Linked DNA regions of Mus musculus: region 1 is linked to region 2. Evidence: chromatin loops called from intact Hi-C (ENCODE). Cell type or tissue: gastrocnemius. All regions are shown on one strand. Each heading gives the region's core, and the rest is flanking DNA. Links, peaks and the distances in the headings are about the cores only.

Region 1 (5,375 bases), core at 266-5,265, 70 kb after region 2:
TTTTATTTTGCTTAACAGGATATTGTTGAAGCCATTCTTCCTCATGACCCAGCATCTTCTATCACTTTTCCTAGAATTTGGACCTGTGCATAGAAAGGAAGGTAATAGTTGCTGTCACATCTTTTAACTGGTTTTCCTCCTGACCCTGCCCTCTGCTGGTTTATCATAGAGGTGAACTTAAGAACCTTGTAAGAGTCTGGGCGTGGTGGCGCACGCCTTTAATCCCAGCACTTGGGGGTGGGGTGGCAGAGGCAGGCGGATTTCTGAGTTTGAGGCCAGCCTGGTCTACAAAGTGAGTTCCAGGACAGCCAGAGCTATACCAGAGAAACTCTGTCTCCAAAAACAAAACAAAACAAAACAAAACAAAACAAAACAAAAAGAACCTTGTAAGAGGCAGGAGGATTTACCAGTGTGACATGGAGGAGGAGGAGGAGGAGGAGGAGGAGGAGGAGGAGGAGGAGGATATACCGAGTGGCAGACATGGACTAAAATAAACAGGTTAAGTTAGAGTTTGTTGGGAGGTTAAAAAAGAAAAAAAAAAGAAACTTAAGAAGCCCAAATGGAGGTGGGGTGTGTGCATGTGTCCCCTCACCTGCCCAATTGATTGCCTGTGTTTTGAGGTCAGAGGACAACTTGCAGGAGTTGGTGTTTTCCACTGTGTGTCCCAGGATGGAAGTCAGTTCTCCTTTACCTGCTGAGCCATCTGATGCCTCCCCACCCACTCCAAATTGTGGCTCTTGAAATTTTTAGATGAGCATGGGTGCTTTGTGGTAAAACTGTCCATTTAGTGCTTTGGTATCTTTCCACAGCTTCAGATTTGTTGCAGATAGGTCTCCTTTCCTATGTATGAGAAAAAATCAGTTGGCATTAATAGCATAGTCTTGTTTTGGAGTTAAGTCCTATCATCTCAGTGACCTATGGTTAAGTTTTGGTGTAGGTGTGGGGGAGCATTAGTGGATTTTGACTTGGTCAGTTGGTAACAGTGTCCCCAAGTGAATGTAGTAGGTGCTCGCCCCCCCCCCCTAACTATTGAGTAATTAGGTGGTTATTTCCTGAAGAACCTTTTGATTCAGAAAGTTTCTAGGCTCTGTTAGATAGACCTCACCTTCAAATTAAGGAGGGTCTTTTATCTGAAACAGGTCAGAAGTGTGGTGGTGAACATCTTTAATTCTGGATCCAGAAGGGAGGCAGAAGGATTATCATGAGCTAGAGGCCAGTCTGAGATACTGTAGCAAGAGCCAGAGTAGATGGAGCTACAGCCATACCAAAACAAACAAACAAACAAACAAAGTCTGGACAGCAATGGCAAGTGGATGTGTCTCTTGAGTTTGAGATAAGTATGGTCTACATAGGGCATTCCAGGCCAGTCGGGACTTTTGAAACTCTGTGCTAAAAAGAAGTCACAAAGTGTCTGTCTGTGTCTACATCTCATGCCCAGCTTTGCCTCCTGACAGCTAGCTAGCTTGCTTTTTTTGTTTGCTTTTTGTTTTGTTTTGTTTTGTTTTTAGCCTTGGCTGTCCTGGAACTTTCTCCGTAGACCAGGCTGGTCTCAAACTCAGAAATTCGCCTGCCTCTGCCTCCCAAGTGCTGGAATTAAAGGTGTGTGCCGCCGCTGCCCGGCTGACAGTTTTAAATTTGCTTTAAGGATACTTGAAAGGAACCATCTATATTTTAAAATGGGGAAAATGCTGTAGGTATGGTGGCACACATACAGGCTTCGCTGTAATCCCAACACCTGGGAGGCAGAGGCAGGCGGATTTCTTTGAATTTGAGGCTAGCTAAGACAGCCAGAACTATGTTAGAGACCCTGTCTCAAAAGACCCACCCTCAGAAAAAAAGTCTATAAACTAGCTCTCTAAGCGTAGGGGTATCCAACTTTGCTTTTAAAAAACTAAAAGGACAGTGTGTAAAGCTATGCTGAATTAATTGCCTCTGATACTGGGTGAGGGCCATGGTCTGCACTACTGGCTGTCTACTTGCAACCCACTGCTAGGCCCTGTAGGCCCTCACATTTGCATCCTTCATGAGGCTTCCTCCCAGCATGAGGCCTGTGAGTCCAGATACTGTGCTTCACCATAAAAAGGAAGGGAAGCCAAGGAGTAGCCTTGTAGACACTTGAGAGGAGAGCAAGTGTGGTGAAGACCTGATACTAAGAGCATTGTGGCCTGCGGCCCTGGAGCAAAGCTGAGGATGAACTTGCCAAGGAAATTGTTGTGTTAGTCAGGCTCCAGGTAGCCTTTCCATTTCTGTCCCCTCCGCTGGACTGGGTATATAAATAGCATCATTGGTTTCAGTCTGTTAAAGCCCCCTGTTATCTTGTAGGCGTGAGGAGGACTATACAGGGTTAACTCTCACAATGGAAAGGGGAAAGAAAGATCCTGAGTAGAAGCCTTGTAAAGTGTGATCCTGTTTAGGGAAGGGAGCCAAGGCTCCTTGGGAATTTCTCTGGACAGAGGCTCCTCCTGGCAGTGCTGTTCTGTCCTCCCTGTAGTAGGGAAGGTAGGAAATGATGTAGGGGAATTGAAAGATCAGCTGCTAGCTCAGCTGTGCATCTCACTGAAAGACTTGAGCGACTTTACTGAATTTCCCCACTTCCTTTCCTGCTTCCTGTGAATGGAAGTGGTTGAGTCACAAGGTCTTTCAAGACTTTCCCATTAGGATTAAGTTTGCTATATCAATTGAATCAGAAGTTAAGACCCTGGTTGTTGAGATCTTATTTAGAGACTCAGATGGGACCAGCTTTCTTCTTCAGAGCTACACTAAGTAAGGCAGTGGGACTCTTAGGGATGTGTGTATGTGTGTGTGGCATTGTGATCTAGGCTTCAGGTTTGTGTTCAGGTAAGATGGTCTGCCCTAGGTGGTGAGTAGCAGACAGTGATAGGAACTTGGAAGGATTCTTAAATCCCATGTCTAGTTCAATAGGATCATTCCTGAGAATCCCCTTCTGGCCTGAACATGCAGAGCTGGTAGAAGCTGGGGTCCAAGAGTTAATCAACTTAGCAGAATCGGGGCAGACCTAAGAGGCTCACTAGTATCCAATGTTCAGGCTTGTTCAAACAGGCCCCATGGCTTGAACTTTAACCATTCATTGTGTGGCAGGAACTGCTTGGCTCCCATCAGTTTGAACAGCCTACTAAGAGGCCTTGGGAATTCTGCCGTGCACTAGATAGAGAGGCCTGGCCTCATTGTTTACATTCCCACAGGGAAGCAGTGAACTACCAATTTTCATTTCCTGCCTAACATCACCTCCCAAAACAGCAGCTTAAAGAATCAGCCATCTTGAGGGTGTGGAATACAGTCCTGTTATCCCAGCTACTCTGGAATCAATTTTCATAGGGAGGTATTGGGCAGAGGCTGTTAAGGTGTTGGCATGATCAGAAGGATCATCCTAGCCAGAGTGCAGTCAGGATCCTCCAAGGACAGAAATGGCCAGTGTAGATGAGGAGGCCTCAGCTTTACAGGGGCTCTGCACTCTGTTGTGGAGGCTGGAGAGCAGTGGCTGCAGCAGATGCTTTGAGATTCCTCAGATCCGTGGAGAGTGTTGAGTGGGGAGCAAGGTGGAAGCAGAAAGGCCTGCAGGAAATGCAGGTAAATCAGAGTAGAAGATAAGGAGCTACTTGTAGCTGGACGTTCATTCTCTGCTTCCTTTCTCTCCTCCCCCATTTTGATACTTAGTAACAAAAAATGTTCCAGACAAGGATTGAGCCAAAATTACAAGATTAAGTAAGGGTTAAAGTTGTTTTTAGCTCTGTTTCTTAAGAGACTTTAAGCAGTCAGAAAGTTGTTTTGTTTGGTCTAAAACAGGACTTGAATCATGGTATTCAAGTGAGATTTCAACAGAAAATTTTTCTTTTGTTTTCTGTCAAAGCAGAATGTAATCAGGATTTTCATTTGTACCTGTAAGTTAGGAAATGTGTGGGCCTGGAGAAGAAGGTTCAACCAGTTAACAGCACTTGCTATTCTTGCAGAGGACCCCAGATGTGTTTCTTGTACCCACTAGGGCTGGTTCATGGTCTTTGTAACTTTAGCTCCAGGGTACCTAATGCCCTCTTACCCTCTGAGGGCACTGCACTCAGTGAGTATACACGCATGCATGTGAACACATAATTTTTTAAAATTTAATTTAATTTTATTTATTATATGTAAGTACACTGTAGCTGTCTTCAGATCTCATTATGGGTGGTTGTGAGCCACCATGTGGTTGCTGGGATTTGAACTCAGGACCTCTGGAAGAGCAGTCAGTGCTCTTAACTGCTGAGCCATCTCACTAGCCGAACACATAATTTAAAATAAAATACATTCCCTCCCTCCCTCCCTCCCTCCCTCCCTCCCTCCCTCCCTCCCTCCCTCCCTCCCTCCCTTCCTTCCTTCCTTCCTTCCTTCCTTCCTTCCTTCCTGGTTTTTCGAGACAGGGTTTCTCTGTATAGCTCTGGCTGCCCTGGAACTCACTTTGTAGACCAGGCTGGCCTTAGAAATCTGCCTGCCTCTGCCTCCCGAGTGCTGGGATTAAAGGCGTGCGCCACCAAGCCCGGCTGTTTTTTTTTTTTTTAAAGAATTATTTTATGTATATAAGTACACTGTGGATGTCTTCAGACACACCAGAAGAGGGCATCAGATTTCATTACGGATGGTTGTGAACCACCATGTGGTTGCTGGGAATTGAACTTAGGACCTCTAGGAAGAGCAGTCAGTGCTTTTAACCACTGAGCCAGCTCTCCAGCCCAGGTGTTGTGTTTTGTTTTTTGTTTTGGAGACAGGGTTTCTTTTTGTGCTCCTGCATGTCCTGGAATTTATTCTATAACCCAGGCTGGCCTTGAAATCGGAATCACCTGCTCTGCCGCCCCAGTGCTGGGATTAAAGATGTGAGCCCTCACTGCCTGGCCAAAATAAAATGGATTAAAAAAAAATTAATTTTTTTCTTTTTTTGTCAATTTTTCCTCATCCACATTTCAAATGCTATCCAGAAAGTCCCCTATACCCTTCTCCCGCCCTGCTCCCCTACCCACCCACTCTCACATCTTGGCCCTGACATTTCCCTGAACTGGGGCATATAAAGTTTGCAAGACCAAGGGGCCTTTCTTCCCAATGATGGCCGACTAGGCCATCTTCTATTACATATGCAGCTAGAGATATGAGCTCTGGGGGTACTGGTTAGTTCATATTGTTGTTCCACCTATAGGGTTGCAGATCCCTTTAGCTCCTTGGGTACTTTTCTAGCTCAATAAAATGGATCTTAAGCAAAAAAGAAACACCAAGGGGTAGGAAAAAAAAAAGGAGCAAAAGACTTAAGACAGAGCCATGGAATTGACCAGAAGCATTTATTAAAGTGTTTATCTGGTCCTTCCAGTCCCAAAGAGGATTTAAAGAAGGAGGCA
Region 2 (5,375 bases), core at 303-5,302:
GGAATGTTTGAATTAAATGCAACGATTAAACAATTTTACATAGAAACCGTTAAGTGGAAACACCAAAAGTTTACAGAAAAAATACCCCCACTTGATAAGAGCTTGTAAAACAGTAGCCATTTTATGAGCTCAGAGAAAATCTTAGATTTCAAGGTCTGAGGCAAAAGTCGTAATGATTGTCAGGTTCCGGGGTTCGGAAATGCCTGTAAGGCCTCACCTGCTGCTCCGTAGTCTTTCTCTTGACTTCTGTTCCCTGCACTACAAATCTCCCAACATCCTCTCCCCCTTCATTGCGATCAACATGCCTATTAGGTATGGCCCAGAGAAAGTTAGGCACAAGTCGCCTGACTTTCCTTCGGACATTTCCCCCAGGCTTCTTGTTTTCAACCTCTTCCAGATGGTGGGATTCTTCTTCACTTTGTTTGGAGGCCTTCCCACCTTTTTTGTCTTTTTTGTCTTTCTCCACAGTGAGATCCAGTATGACTTGTTTAAATTTGGATGCCATCACTCCTGGGCCTATCCTTGCCTTCTCCTCTTTCTAGAGATGCTCACCACCAGGTGCGCCGACCTGCTCAGCTCTTCCTCCTCCTGCTGCTTTCCGTGCTGCCCGGGCCGTGTGCTCTGCGCCACCAGGAACAGGTGCCTGGGGATGGCGGGCTAGAGAGAGTCAGCAGTCAGTACTCTTAACTGCTGAGTCATCTCTCCAGCCCCTGGTTGATTTTTTTTGTTTTTTGTTTTTTTTTTTTTATTGAGGCAGGATCTTGCTACTTAGCTATTAAGTTCCAAACCAGGCTACTTTTACGTAAGGCAATCCTCCTGCCTCACCTCTCAGATGCTGAAATATAAGTATAACGCATATCCTGGCTGTGTCCTGATTTTATTTTATTTTATTTTATTTTATTTTATTTTATTTTATTTTATTTTATTTTATTTTATTTTATTTTTTTGAGGATTTCTCTGTGTATCCCTGGCTGTCCTGTGTCTTAGTTAGGATTTTACTGCTGTGAACAGACACCATGACCAAGGCAACTCTTATAAGGACAACATTTAACTGGGGGCTGGCTTACAGGTTCAGAGGTTCAGTCCATTATCATCAAGGCAAGAACATGGCAGCATCCAGATAGGCATGGTGCAGGAGGAGCAGAGAGTTCTACATCCTTACCTGAAGGCTGCTAACAGAATACTGACTTTCAGGCAGCTAAAATGAGGGTCTTATAGCCCACACTCACAATGACAAGCCCACTCCAACAAGAACACACCTACTCCAGCAGGGCCACACCTTCTAATAGTGCCACTCCCTGGGCTGAGCACATACAAACCATCACATCCCGTAACTCCCTCTGTGGACCACACTGGTCTCAAGCTCACAGAGATCCACTTGGCCTCTTCCTCCCAAGTGCTGGGATTTAAGAGGTGTATCACCACTGTCCAGCATTTTTTTTTAATTTCTCATTTATATATTTTTAAAGAAAACTTGGAGTTTATTAAAATATTTACAAATTTTAGATTCTTATTACAGGTGTAAGCCGGTAGTTTATTTCTTTTTTAGTTGTTGTCAACTTGACACACGTTAGAATCATGTGGGAGGAGAAGTGAGAGACTGCTTCTGTAAGATTGGCTTCTAGACAAGTCCGTCTGCCATTTTCTTACTTAATGATTGATGTGGGAGGGCCCCACCCACTGTGCTAATGCCAACCCTGGGCAGCTGTTCCTGGGTCATATAAGAAAGCAGGCTTAGCAAGCCATGGGTGAGCAAGCCGGTAAGCAGCATTTCTCCATGACTTCTGCATCAGCTCCTGCCTCCAGGTTCCTGTCCTGAGTTCCTGCCCTGGCTTCCCTCAGTGGTAAAGAGTGACCTAAGAGTTGGAAGCTGAAATAAATCTTTCCTCCTTAAGTTGTGGTTTTATCACAGCATCAGAAGCCTAACTAAGGGGTGGGAGCTAAGAAGAGAGTATAAATACATAGTGCTGGAGTGTAAGTGTGAGAGAAGAGTCAGAAGTGGGCAGTGGTGGCACATGACTTTTATCCTAGCACTCAGGAAGCAGAGGCAGAAGGATCGCTTTATCCCTATAAGTTCTAGACTGGTCTGGTCTACGTAGCGGGCTGGAGGACAGCCAGGACTAGATAGAGTTCAGTTCTCTAAGCAGGGCAGCTCACAACCTGTAACCCCAAGGGATCTGACAGTCTCTTCTGGCCTCCTCAGTATGTGGCAGACACACACACACACACACACACACACACACACTCAGAGAGACAGACAGAGACAGACAGAGACAGAGAGACAGAGAGAGAGAGACAGAGTTAGAGAGAGAGAGTTAGAGTTAGTTCTGGGACAATTAGGGCTGCCAAGTGAGACCCTGTCTCAATGAAACAAAAACAGCCAGGCAGTGGTGGCACACACCTTTAATCCCAGCACTTGGGAGGCAGAGGCAGGTGTATTTCTGAGTTCGAGGCCAGCCTGGTCTACAGAGTGAGTTCCAGGACAGTCACCAGGACTACACAGAGAAACCCTGTCTCAAAAAAAAAAAAAACCCAAAAAGCAAAAACAAAAAACCAAAAGGCCATCTTGGCAAGCCTTGAAATATGTGCTTTATCATATATGACCAGTAGGTGGCGGCAAAGACAAGCAGATGAGCCAGCCTTTTTGACACCTAAATTTGTTTTTGCTTAGGTGAAAATTTATTCTTGCATTGTTTCCCTAAGCATTTATGCGACTAAACGTTAGGAAGCAGACAAGTGACAATAAACAATTATGTGTGTTCTCATCTCCTCTCTCCAAGTGTCATTGCTAGTTTATAAAGGAGGACACCAAGACTAGAAGTTGTCACTGCCTAAAGTCACAGCTTTAAAGTGTAATAGATGAGTTAAACATTTGGTGTGACCGGACAGAGTCTCCCAGTGTGGCCCATACTGGCCTCTAACCTGTGGCAAGCCTCCTACCTTTCCTGTGCTGGGTTTACAGCCTTGCTTCAACGCACCCCACAGAAATCTTGTGTTTGGCTTTCGCTCCTGGCTGGAGGAGAAAGCTGAGCAAGCGACAGGTTAAGTCAGGGGAGCAGGCTTCAGACTCCCTAGACTGCAACTTCTGTGGAGTGCACGGTGTGAAGCCTGTGGCAAGACATGATGTGAACTTCCTGCCACGAAGCAAGGCAGAGAGAAACCACTCGCCATTGGGGACTCCGGCTGTGTCATCTCCAGAACCAAGACTCCGACTTTAAAAGCTATCTTTGAAAGGTGTAAGAAAAGGAAGTGTAAAAAGAGGAAATAAAAAATGAAATTGAGATGGAAGTAGGGTAGGGGCGTGGCAGTGAAACAGGCCAGTAATGGCAATTCTCTGGAGGGAGTGTGTACGAATGTGGAGTTCAGCGTCACTCTTGGTAAAATGGGGAAGGGTCAGCAGCTTGAGATACACGAGACCCGTATAGAGACGTGCGGAAGGGGCCAGAGAAATAGCTCCGAGGCTACAAGAGGACCCTGGGAAAGCATAAGAAGGTGAATTCAGTTCCTGGCACCCACAGGGCTGCTCACTACCAACCGTATCTCCAGTTCCAGGGCACCGGGCACAGTCACAGTGCACATGCATACACGCAGATAAACAGCCATGCACATAAAAGACTACATAAATCTTAACAAAAATTTTAAAAGGTAGGCAATAAGAAAAAGCAACTTGCAGGGTAGGTGGCGCACACCTTTAAACTAAGCACTTGGGAGGCAGAAGCAGGCAGATTTCTGAGTTCAGGGCCAGCCTGGTCTACAGAGTGAGTTCCAGGACAGCCAGGGCTACACAGAGAAACCCTGTCTCAATAAAAAAAGAAGAAAAAAAATCTGAAAAGAAAATGGTAAGTAAGATCATTGAGATTAAAGAAGAGAATAAACAAGGGCTAGGACTGCAAGCATGAGCGGCTTCCACCTGGCTGGAGCTGTCAATCAAATGAAGCTTGGCTGCACCTCTGCAAGTGAGCACTCAAAGCCAAGCAGAGAAAGGAGGACTCGTGCTGCCCTGCCTCCTGTTGGGGTATACATGCTGAGCAGGTCTCCATGTTGGAGGTCCTGGTGTGCAGGCCCCATGACCACAGCCAGAGCAGATGCCCTCCCCCCAAGTTGCTTTAGGCTTTCACCAACGTGTGAGAAGTATAGATGTTTTGAGAAAAAGCTGGTAGGGGAGGATAGGTGGAGCCCAACAGGAGAGCGTGTGAAGTCTCCTTGTACAAGAGTGGGGGATTTCCAGACCAGAAGCTATTCCTAGAAATGAGGCCACCACACACCTGACACTGAGTGATGTCAGAGCTCCCAGCGGCACCCACTCAGGCATGAGCTATGCTTTCCCATTCTACAGATAAGGAAACTGGAGACCAGAGAGGTAATTACCAATGTGTAGGAAGTGGCAGATGGGTGTGGTGGCTCAAGCCTGTCACACCAGCACTTGGAGGATGGAGCCTACATAGTATGTTCCAGGCTAGCTAGGTCTACATAGCAAGACCCTCTCTTACAAAAACAATGGCTGGAGATATAGCTCAATTGACAGCGTGCCTGCCTAGCATCTAGAAGGCCCTGGGTTCTATTCCAGCATCACATAACATGAACGAGGTATGGTAGCCTGCACCTATAATCCCCAGCACTCCAGAGGCAGAAGCAGGCAAAACTTTCTACATAATAAATTCCTAATGTCAGATGGCGGCGGCACATACCTTTAATCTTAGCACTTGGGAGGCAGAAACTGGCAGATGTCTCTGAGTTTGAGGCCAGCCTGATCTACAGAGCCAGTTCAGGACAGCAAAGGAAAGACCCTATCTCAAAAAGATTTTTTTTTAATGAATAAACTAACCAATTAATTCCAGGACAGCCAGAGACAACATAGTGAATTCAAGGCCAGCCTGGGCCTTGACCCTGTCTCGAAAGAAAAGGGAGAGAAGATGCATGGGGGTAGGGAGAGAAGATAAAGTTATGGGTAGCCCTGCAGTGGTGGCACATTCCTTTAATCCCAGCACTCTGGAGGCAGGGGCAGGCAAATTTCTGAGTTCAAGGCCAGCCTGGTCTACAGAATGAGTTCCAGGACAGCCAGGGCTATACAGAGAAACCCTGTCTCAAAAAATAATAAAATAAAAATAAAAGTTATGGGTAGTGCTGAGTTTCCCCATTCCCCAGTCAGGAAGTCTAGCTCGCTGGCCCCGGGGGGCTCCTCTATTCCTTCTGGGGGGATTCAAACATTCCAAGTAGACGTCAAAGACCCCTGAAGCAGCATCCACACCCCGTCATTTCCTGGAGCTGTTGTCCCTCCTCAGCGTACAGTCCTGTGACTGAAACCAGCTGCAGGTTCTCACCTACTCTGACCCTCGCTGACAGGGGCCTCTGACTTTTGAATGTGTGAACAAGTC

Evidence for each region. Hi-C counts contacts between places; a loop is a spot of excess contacts. Peaks named below come from ENCODE experiments on the same cell type or tissue, not always from the same donor. Only the 100,000 strongest peaks of a DNase experiment are listed, where the experiment ranks them.
Region 1: it touches region 2 in a loop (4-fold over the local background); 15 of 42 quality-filtered maps call a loop at or near these places.

The regions. Positions count from the first base shown.
Region 1 is chr11:58,018,729-58,024,103 of GRCm38, forward strand. All of the region lies in intron 1 of Larp1 (La ribonucleoprotein domain family, member 1), which reads left to right. Among named protein-coding and RNA genes, the nearest start is that of Gm51897, 6.3 kb to the right of the region's middle. In gastrocnemius, for the core only: no CTCF peak of the experiment used is centred there; no DNase peak of the experiment used is centred there; H3K4me3 peaks cover 776 bases; H3K27ac peaks cover 3,573 bases.
Region 2 is chr11:57,948,581-57,953,955 of GRCm38, forward strand. It overlaps the pseudogene Gm12245. Among named protein-coding and RNA genes, the nearest start is that of Gm33078, 40 kb to the left of the region's middle. In gastrocnemius, for the core only: a CTCF peak has its summit at 2,594 (motif pointing right); DNase peaks (open chromatin) are centred at 2,166 and 2,551.